Regions from separate parts of the Homo sapiens genome. Here region 1 is linked to region 2. Evidence: chromatin loops called from intact Hi-C (ENCODE). Cell type or tissue: HepG2. All regions are shown on one strand. Links, peaks and the distances in the headings refer to the core of each region. The heading gives the core; the rest is flanking DNA.

Region 1 (5,384 bases), core at 248-5,247, 66 kb after region 2:
CAGTCGGGAATTTTAGATTATATAAACCTTTTTGTTTTTGCAACTCATTTTTCAGGTGCTTTGGAATTTCACTGCTGTTCTTTTTAATGTATGGTGTTTGCAATTGTAAAGTTTGGAATTTTCATTCAAATGTGAATTTTTTCTCTTATTCTGTCTTGGTTTAACACTTCTCAGTGTGCTGAGAATGCCTGAGTTGGAGGTAGTTTGAGAAAGTGGAGCAAAGCAAAACTAAATAACTCGTTTGGAGGTTAAACCTTCACCCTTGACCTAAACAAACTGAGTTAACGAACCAAAGATTACATTATGGAGACTACAAACCCCTGCTTCTACAAGTTTATAATCTAAAAGATAAACTGTCTGATGTCAATGTACGTCTAAACTACTCAGTAAACATACCCAGTAAACGACAAACATGTCCGTGTTCACAGTTGCAACGTAATAGTGATGTAGAAGCTAGGAGTACAGTGGAAATAGCGATTGTCTGTTAGATCAGGAAGTACAGAACATGAAAGGCCACTGTGGACAGAATGGATCATCGTAGGAATAAGGTCACATGAGGCAGGACTTTGAAGATGGTTGAGTAGAGACGAGGAAGCTGACTCACATCTCTCTCAGCCACTCCAAGCTTACTCCTTAGTCAAGTGCTGTTTAGCCCTCTGCCTACAAGAATGCAGCCTCCCTGATCTGTTGCCCAGGAATCAGTATTTGTTTTTCACTGCCTTCTTTCTAAATGTCAATTCCATCCCAAAGATGGGATCCTTAGAAGTATTGAACCTATATTGGCCTGTCTCTGCATAGTGTAACTTAATTGGGCTACTTCTAACCATGCTTTTCTCTATTTTGTTTATTTGGTATTCTTTGAGGACATTATATGTGCCAGACACTTTGCTAGGCCTTAGGTATATAGTGACGAGCAAAAGAAATAGTAATTAAGCTGATACATTTGTAGTGAATCAGAAAATTAGCAATTCTAGAAAAGCAGACAAATAATTAGCAAAGAAATCAAGGAAAAGGATAAGGTAGTAGGATAGAAAATAGCTGAGAGTGCAGTCGGGAGCTACTCAGTAGGTGATCAGGTTTGTTGTTTGTTTTTTGTTTGTTTGTTTGTTTTTTGAGGCAGGGTCTCACTCTGCCACCCAGGCTGGAGTGCAGTGGCATGATCACAGCTTTCTGCAGCCTCAACCTCCCAGACTCAGGTGATCCTCCCACCTCAGCCTCCCGCATGCCACCACACTCAGCAAATTTTTTGTATTTTTTGTAGAGATGAAGTTTCACCGTGTTGCCCAGGATGGTCTCAAACTCCTGGGCTCAAACGATCCTCCTGCCTCGGCCTCCCAAAGTGCTGGGATTACAGGTGCGAACAACTGTGCCCGGCCAGGTCATTTCTTTATTTCATCCCTTTTCTCATATATTCCAAGTCTCTTGCTCAAGCTGTTTAACCACTCCCTTGTGGACTTTTTCTAAAGCCCCATATCTAGGCTGTTTGTCTACAGAATTGATGATACTTTTAAACTCCTTTTAGTTAAAACCCAAGTATTTGTTCAAACCCTGTTGTGTTTTTGGCTCTGTGCCAGACATGGTGGTGTTTACCATGTAGTTCTAAGGCCCTGTAAGATCCCTAGAAGGATCTTAATTCATTTTCTATCCTTCACTTGCTGTGATTTTTATCTCCCATGCCCATGTAACATGGGGTCCAGAGTTGAGATGAGTGTCTTTCTTGTTCCTTACTGCCACTTCCAGACCATTTATCTTGCAATTAAAAATTCCATTTCCTTTTAATTTTAAGCCATTGCACTATTCTACCTACTACTGTTCTGGACACATTTTGTACAGCTTCCTGTTGATTCTGACCATCATTCATAGAAGCTTTTGAGCGCTGGTTTGACACCTCTTCTTCCCATGGCTGTCTGTCATTCTTGGAAACTCCAGCTCTCAGGTAGAAAATTTATCCAGCTTTGGTTCTCTTAGTTCCTTGAGCACTTTCCTTCCAACAATCTTTCTTTCACTCTATCTCAGCCACCCACTCAGGCCATTCTCAACCAGACTTGGCCATTATAAGTAGCTGTACCACCTGTGAAACCTCATCTTTAAGCACTGTCTTTGACAATTCCTGTCTTTTCAACTCACTTACTCCATACCTGCATCAGAAAAACTGAACATGACAGAAGGAAAAACCAGCAATACTACTCCTGACTGGCTTATTAAATTGATGACCATAAGGCTCAAGGGGCCCCAAATTTTCTAGTAATCTTAGCTGGTCACTTCTCTGGGAAGGACTCATTCATAGTTTCTCCTCCTCTCTCAAACCTTCAGTATCCCTTCCACCTTCTCAGTGGATGACCTCACTCCCTGTTTCCCTGAGAAAATAAAAATCATCAAAACAAAAAATCTACTAACCTTTTACACACACTTTCTTACCATATCCTTTTTCCTTTCACCTACTGAAGTTACATTTTCTTTCTGGCATCATCACTTTGTTCTTCTCTCTAGTGAATTATTACAATCAGGATACAGAGTGTTAAAATTATATACATAGCCCGTTAAAATCTTTTAAAAATCCCTTCTTATCTTCCCCAACACCCCCGCCCACTCCCCACTGACCAGCCCTCCTCCAGCAAGTTTCTTTCTTGGCTCTGCAAGCACACACTTATCGTGAAGCTCCTAGAGAGAACATTTATTGTCTCTTTGTTGCCTCCATTTCCTCCCCTCCCATTTTCCCTCTTGAAGTCATGCCAATCAGTTCTCTCATGACTCAACTACTACGCAATCCACAGCGGATCCATCCCTCCTTCCTGAAGCACTTTCATCACTGGTGGCTGCTTATCACACCCTCACATGTCCTGACTTCTAAATAGTGGAATGCGGGCCTCATTTTGTTTTTAATCTCTTCTCCACCTACACTCATATCCTAGGTCATCTCACCTTTCCCATGGTTGTTTTGTTTTGTTTTGTTTTGTTTGAGATGGAGTCTCGCTCTGTCACCCAGGCTGGAGTGCAGTGGCGCGATCTCGGCTCACTGCAACCTCCACCTCCTGGGTTCAAGCGATTCTCCTGACTCAGCCTCCTGAGTAGCTGGGATTACAGGCGCATGCCACCATGCCCAGCTAATTTTTGTATTTTTAGTAGAGACGGGGTTTCACCATGTTGGCCGGGATGGTCTCGATCTCTTGACCTCATGATCCACCTGCCTCGGCCTCCCAAAATGCTGGGATTACAGGCATGAGCCACCGCGCCTGGTCCTTGGTCCATGGTTTTAAATACACCAATGATGCCTATAAACTGATGAGTCCTACATTTAAATCTCTAGCCAAAGCTCTCAACCGATTTCTAGATTATTCCTGTGCTTCCACAGCTTCTAGTGCCACTGGTATGTCTGATGCCATCTTACATTTAAGGTCAAAAGATTCCTGAAGCCCCCACACAACTCAAACCCAACTTCTCCCCCATTGTTTTCCATCTCAGTCAAAGTAGCATCCTTCCCTCTCTTCCCCACCCACCCCACAATTTACCTAGTTCCCTGGCCCCAGTTTCTCTCAGTGCCCACATGAGCAAGACCAGTTGCCTTTATCTTCAAAATATATCCTGAACCTACAGTATTACCACCCTAGTCCAAGCAACCTGCAACCATTCCTCTCTGGATTCTTGTAATTGCTTCCTACCTGGCATCTCTGCTTCCATTCTTGCCCCTGCCCGCCCCATACTCTTTACATGGATTTTTTAAATAGATAAATCAGACTGTGCCACTTCCCTTCCCAGAGCCCTGCGGTGGTTTCTCATCATGAAAATAAATAGCTCTCCTGACCCAGGCCTTGCTTAGCTTTCTGACTTCCTTTTCTACTGCTGGAGACAGTTAGAGGTGAGCACCCTGTAGAGAGGTGGGCCCTCTATTAGGTGGAGGGGAGGGGAGGAAAGGGAGGAAGGGAGGGAAGAAAGCGAGAAAACACCAACAACTCAAAGAAGAATCACCACATAAACAACTGTGCCCACCAGGAACATGCATCTTGCCTGCTATTATCTAATAGTTGAGATGTGAAGTGGACTGGCAAATTTGTGGGTTCTGGTTATGGAGAACTGACCTAGGTTGATATTCATTCTGCCAGAGCCACTGGAATTTGTAGTTTCTGAAAAGACTTGTGTTATTTGGCAAAACCAGAATTGGGCATCATTTATCTTCATGTACTTAGCCAAAGCCCTAGAAAAACTTTTTTGATTCTTAAGAAAATGATCTAAACCCAATAATCCTTGCTTCGTTTATTTTTAACGACAGGCCCATTCTGTAGAGTTTTTCTGTATGAACTTACCCGACCTCCTGTAAAAAGAAAGATCTACCTTGGATATAGAAATTTATTTATTATCTGTTTCATTCTGTTCTTTTCTGAGAACAGCAAGTTTTCCACGTAGTTCTGTATACATAATCCTTTTTTTAAAGGATTGCAGGCACATTTTATTGTGAATTTGGCCATGGTTTAATGATGTATAATGTTGGATTTCTTCATATCTTAAATATTAAAAAAGCTTATACAGAAGTAAAGGGAAAGGGGAAGAAGGAGAAAAGTAGAAGAAGAGAATGACTAATGCTTTGGTTTAACAAATAACATTGTGAAATAAACCATTGATATTTTGTAAGGTAAAAATCTTTCAAATCTACTCATTATTATAATAATAAGTAATAAAATACTCATCTCACAGGCAGTTCAAAGGAACCCCATTGACTAAACTTGGTAATTAATTGGTAAGCTTTAATGGACAATATAATAAATATTTTTCTTGTAAAAGCTTGACCTAGTACAATTTTTGGTGAAACAGTTTGCTTTTACAGAATAATAAAACTACAAAGACATTTTGAGAATTAAGTCAGCTGCATGATGTGATCATTAAGCTATTTGCTATAAAATGTACATTCAAATTATTAGAAGTTCAAAAGAATTGATGACACATTAGAAATGTATTTTCTGTTTTTCATATGAAACATAAAAGCTCTAGAAGTTATGGGCATAAGTGAAGTATGCATGTTTCCTTCTCTCCCTTCTTAAAAAATCCATAATTGTTCTCTGTTTAAGCATAGAAAAATGCCATGTGACTTTTATTTCTCCAGAAAATTAGGAATAACCTGTGGGCATTTAAGGTTATACTAGAACATGCATAATGAGTGAATTCCTATTAATTCCATGTTATATTGAGGAAAAATGCTTCAAATATACGTAACTTCCACCAGAGTAGTTAGCTTTTTCTTAGCTATATTTGGAACTTTGATTACTACTCTTAATCTCTTTCAAAGTTTAATTTTATTAAATTGCTCAAAGGTAGAGACAAAAGGTTATGGTGTTTTTCTTTTTTCTTTCAGCAAATGAAGAAAATACAAATTTGCTACATGCCTATGGGAA
Region 2 (5,384 bases), core at 228-5,227:
TCCACTGCCTTTGGTTAGACTGCCTGCATTCAAGCTTCCCTTCCTGAATTTTCTGACTTAGCAAGCCTTTTAACTTCGGTGTCTTAGGTTGTTTTAGGTTAAATGTTCTGGGAAAGAAGTTAAAAATGGAACTCATGCTATTTTTCACCCTAACCACCTATATAATCACTATCAAGTTTCTACCCATGAAGAATAGTATTTCCAAATACTGACACCTTTTTCTGTTATTTATTTAAAAACAAACAAAAAACAAAACAACAACAACAACAAAAAACCAACCTCTTCTGATTACAGGAGAAATGTGCTCATTTTAAGAAATGCACACATTACTGAAACGGGTCATATAGAAAGTTGAAGTTCTGTGTAATACAACTTTTTGAGGTAATAATGGTGGAAGTTTGGTGAAACACTTAAATTTTACAGTTTTATAATCTACAAAGCCATAATGTATAGAACTCTGGATATTCACAGTATATATTTCTAAAGGTTGAATTCCTTATATGCCAACTTCTGTGAAACTACACTTATTTTCACTCTAGAGACTTAACCTTGAATCGTGAAATCTGCTCACGGAGGGCTTTTTCCACTCCCGGCACAGGCTAGGCATCTGTCTTATAATTTGGCCTTTTATCACTTCACTAAGGACTTCTTCCACAGTCTTTGTGAGAGCTGATTTTTTTTTTTTTTTTTTGAGACGGAGCCTTGCTCTGTCGCCCGGGCTGGAGTGCAGTGGCGCGATCTCAGCTCACTGCAAGCTCCGCCTCCCGGGTTCACGCCATTCTCCGGCCTCATCCTCTCCGAGTAGCTGGGACTACAGGCGCCCACCACCAAGCCCCGCTAATTTTTTGTATTTTCAGTAGAGACGGGGTTTCACCGTGTTCTCCATCTCCTGACCTCGTGATCCGCGCGCCTCAGCCTCCCAAAGTGCTGGGATTACAAGCGTGAGCCACCGCCCCCGGCCTGATTTTTTTAAAATTTTTTTTATTTTACTGATTTGATGGAGTCATTGTTGGGATCAATAAAATAATGCGATAATTTCTTCAGAAACCATTGTCATCTTTAGATGTCCTTGGTGTTGGACAGTCTTGGGCTTTGTATTGCAGGTTATTATTATTTTTTATTTAGCTGGCGGTTATTCAGAGCCAAGTCTGGTGAATATTTTGAATCATGTTGGTTCCCTTCCAGATATGGTCAAAGATGAGGTGATATCTACTAGGCATTGAGACTGTTTGTCTTGAATGTCTTGTTAACTAACTCTCTAGATAATTCCAGTGGAAATACTAATGTTTAGCAGTGACAGTATCAATTGGAATATTGCCTATCTTGACAATTTTTTTAGACCAGTGTTTTGGAAGTCTTAAATTTGTAGCTCATTTATTGAAAAATCAATCTACTTGTTTTACTTCATTGTCATTGCTTTGACACTTATAAAGTAATTATTAAATGTAAGGTGAATGTTACTACTATGCATGGATTGTTTAGCAAATCTCCTGTTCAAGGAGCAGATTTTTAGTCCTGTTGAGCCTGCCCTTCAGGAAGAAATGAAGTGAGTGGGGCAGTGTTTTTGTGTTTTTCGGGAGGGCTTTCCTTTTACTCAGGTCTGCTAAAAGAATGCAAATCGCTTCAAAACAGTCATCATTCTCCCTTTCTTTGTGGCCTTATGTGTTGGTCTTAATCTCCTCCTTTCTGTCTTTTTGTTTTTGTTTTTTTCCTCAGTAAAGAGAGTCAGGAGCCTGCCCTTTCCTCCCTTTCTCTCACCTCACCTCCAGGGTGGCCTGAGAATTGAGGAAGAACCTTAAATTCTGCTCTTTGTTAAGAGCTCTGATAACTGGAACTGTTGGAATATTGCTAAAATGGGTTTTGGAGATGTTCCCTACTCTCCCTGCCTGCCATTTCCACAGATTACTGAGGATTGGCTCTGTTGCCAAATGAGGCTGATATTGAGCCTCAAATTTTGACCCATTTTTCATCAAGTTTGTCTTAATATAGAAGTTGCAAGATTTAGTAGTGCAGCAATTATTGTTCTTATAGAAAAAGTCAACTGCATGTTTGCTGAATTCCATCTCTTGGGCTGAAGACAAAAGAGTTTGTGCACAATATTCGCAGTCCATAGTGTTGTAAGCAGGAATGTCTGCAGCAGCCAGAGAGTTCAGGGCAATGTTTTTTGACCTGAAACAGTTACCTACCTAGCAAATGTAATACAAAGCCTAAGTATTACTTTCTATGGAATGTGGGGTGTTTCATAACTAAACAAATCAGTGATGCTGGAATAATATGCTTTAAAAAAACCTTACAAATCTATATTTGAGTGAATGAAATGAATGTTAGAAAGTTTACAATTTTTATGGAAAGCTGGTAATTTTAGGTTGTTGGGTGGAGGAAAAGGAGGGCAACACACTTTGCTAAGTTACTTGAAGTTCCTGCCAGTACTGCTGCCTTCTCCCAAATGATTAAAAAGTCGAAAGCAACTTTGTGGCAATTTAACAATGATGGCAAATACACAGAAATGCAGGGAGATCTTTCATTTAGGCTGTCAAAGATCAGTGGGAATTAAGGCACCTTTGCATTTACATATATAATATGAAGCACCTTTTGTTTTATATTTCACAAATTCTAATGGACATTTTATTTATAATGAAACATGAATACTACTGCCAGGATATTCTAATGAAAATGATCAGCTCATTTTCAAAACCTTAAAATAATGAACATAGAAATAATTTCTAGTGTCTAGTTCTGTAATCTTACATTAAAATAGTTTCTTGGACCTCCAATCAGCCACAATACTGAAATGACAATGCCAGAATAGATAACAGAGATGCAAAATGATTTCCAGTTAATGACATTTTATCTTATTAACGTAAGTATTAACATTTTAATCTACCAGAGGAAAGAAGACTCAAATATTAAAAGAAGAATTCTCTGGAGCAGTTTACAAACATTTTGGGAAAACAAGGATGAAGCACAGGGACTGGGAAAAGATTTCAGTGTTTCTCTTGTTCACATGACAGAGTAGCAGTCAAAATACACCCCTGTGATTTGTCGCATCTGTTAGAAATGCTGCAGTAGCTAAAGGGACGTTCCCTGGCTTTGGTGAAGAAATAAGTAAACAAGCCAGTGTAAAGAGAAAACCCTGGTTAGTGATCAGAGGCCACATTCTCCAACCCCTGCAAGTTCTAGCTTCGTGTAATGCCAGAAAGAGAGAGGTCAAAAGTCTGAGAGAACTTTTGTTATGAAAAGTGTTTGTTTGTATTTTTAAAATTTTGGATAACATAATCCAGTGCTTTGGGTACAAAGGTTTGAGCAATCGGCACCATTTTAATAATGCATTTAGTAGTCGCAATGCATTAACACTTAAAGAGATAGAGTCTAAAATGCAGTTCATGTACACATTTCACAGTCTGCCTGATATTTATTAAGACACACCTTCTTTTCCCTAGATACCTTTTCTCACTATTTCTGTCTTAGGTGGTTACTCATCTCTCCTCACTCTTACATGTAGTGTTTTAAAATTTCATATATATGCCCAGAGGACTCTTGGCATTTAAACAAGTTTCTCTACATTAAAAACAAAAAGTCTGTTTCTGAGTTATAGAAGTTATTTAGCTCCTCTGACACATAATGCTACATCAGCTTCAGGACAATCAAATATAGCTGCTTTTAGAGACAGCAGAACTAAAGCAGGAGCCGGTCTGTGCATTTTTGCATGACTCACTGAGATGTATTGAAGGTCTGAGTCTCATGCAGAATTTAACCCTCTCTTTCCTGAGACTGATGATGTTTTCATATAATCTACACTTCCTCTTTCAAATGGTGAAGGCAGACAAGACCCCCAACATTGGGAGCTGCTTTTGATTTGAAAGAATGTAAGTGATAGAGGACTCAGGCTTATGTATCTTCTTTTGGCTCAAGTGTGCATTTCTCAAAAAGAAGGTCTATAAGGAAAGAGGCAGCAATGATCAGTTTGTTAACATGTCAATATTGTGCTCCTATGCTACCTTCAGGTTTCTCTTTTCATTGCAAAACTGGCCAAGTTTTTTTATTTTAGTAGAGACGGGGTTTTACCACCTTGCCCAGGCTGGTCTCGAACTCCTGAGCTCATGTAGTCCACCCACCTGGGCCTCCTGAAGTGCTAGGATTACAGGCATGAGCCACCGCGCCTGGCCACTCTTTCTTTTAAAATTTAAAGATAAAAATATTTTATTTAAGGCCAGGATCATATGCCATTTTAGAGGGGACAAAAACTGAAGATGCTATAGGGAGAAAATCTGTTGAAATACTATTTGAATAAGATGAATATATTTAAAGCTAGAAGGCCAGTTACTTGCATTTTAGGGTAGTAAAGAAATTGACCAAGTTTATCAAAACACCATTGGCTATCCATCTTGAAAACGCAAAGAGTATTACAAAAGTGCATAAAACTGACAAAGAGCCCAAGGCGGATCAATACTTTTAGAAAATGGAGAATTATGCTTTAGAAAGCCACAGACCTGAAGTTTTGCTACTCTTCTTTCAAAAACTGTTTTCCAGAAATCAGTCTTAAAACACTAAGAACAAAATGAAATCAAGCAAGGCAGAACCAGCCCCAATTAAAAATTTGACTTTCAGAAGAGTAAAAATTTTGTTTCACCTAACTTTATTTTTTTGAAACGGAGTTTTGCAACCTCCGTCTCCTGGGTTCAAGCAATTCTCCTGCCTCAGCCTCCCGAGTAGCTGGGATTACAGGCATGCACCACCACCCCGGCTAATTTTGTATTTTTTTAGTAGAGACAGGGTTTCTCCATGTTGGTCAGGCTGGTCTCGAACTCCCGACCTCAGGTGATCCACCCACCTCGGCCTCCCAAAGTGCTGACATTGCAGACGTGAGCCACCGCACCCCGCCTGTTTTACCTAACCTTCACATGGACAATGCACTCAAGCTGGTACAAAATTCAAAAGGTATAGAAGGGTGCATGTAGTGAAAAGGGAACCTATCCATTCCCCACCTCATGGATAACAATGACAGCCTCATTTTAAGTACATTTAGAACAAATAAATGAAAGGAAATCAATAAATGTTATTTATTTTGTCTGAACAAGACTTTTTTAATTCCATTCTGTGCAAAATATTAATTAAAATTGGAACAGTATGTTCTCCATCCCTGTTTTTCAAACTGTTGGTTGCAGCATGATTAGGGAGTCATATACAGACTTTTGTGGATTTCATGTTAAAAAAAAAAATCAATTGTTATAAGAGAACACACTGTTTTGTAAAAAAAAAAAATCTTTTTTGTTGTGCATATGTATTTACACACATATATCCATGTGTACTCGGTCTCAATATCAAAATATTTCTTACAGTTACTTATGGTCAAACTGTTTGAAATACTTGTATTTAATTTTTCT

The links. Peaks named below come from ENCODE experiments on the same cell type or tissue, not always from the same donor. Only the 100,000 strongest peaks of a DNase experiment are listed, where the experiment ranks them.
Region 1: it touches region 2 in a loop (18-fold over the local background); 1 of 110 quality-filtered maps calls a loop at or near these places.

The regions. Positions count from the first base shown.
Region 1 is chr5:53,940,321-53,945,704 of GRCh38, reverse strand. All of the region lies in intron 4 of ARL15 (ARF like GTPase 15), which reads left to right. Among named protein-coding and RNA genes, the nearest start is that of MIR581, 8.6 kb to the left of the region's middle. In HepG2, for the core only: no CTCF peak of the experiment used is centred there; a DNase peak (open chromatin) is centred at 514.
Region 2 is chr5:54,006,307-54,011,690 of GRCh38, reverse strand. The region is part of intron 4 of ARL15 (ARF like GTPase 15); the gene reads left to right. Among named protein-coding and RNA genes, the nearest start is that of MIR581, 57 kb to the right of the region's middle. In HepG2, for the core only: no CTCF peak of the experiment used is centred there; DNase peaks (open chromatin) are centred at 2,130 and 3,090; H3K4me3 peaks cover 225 bases.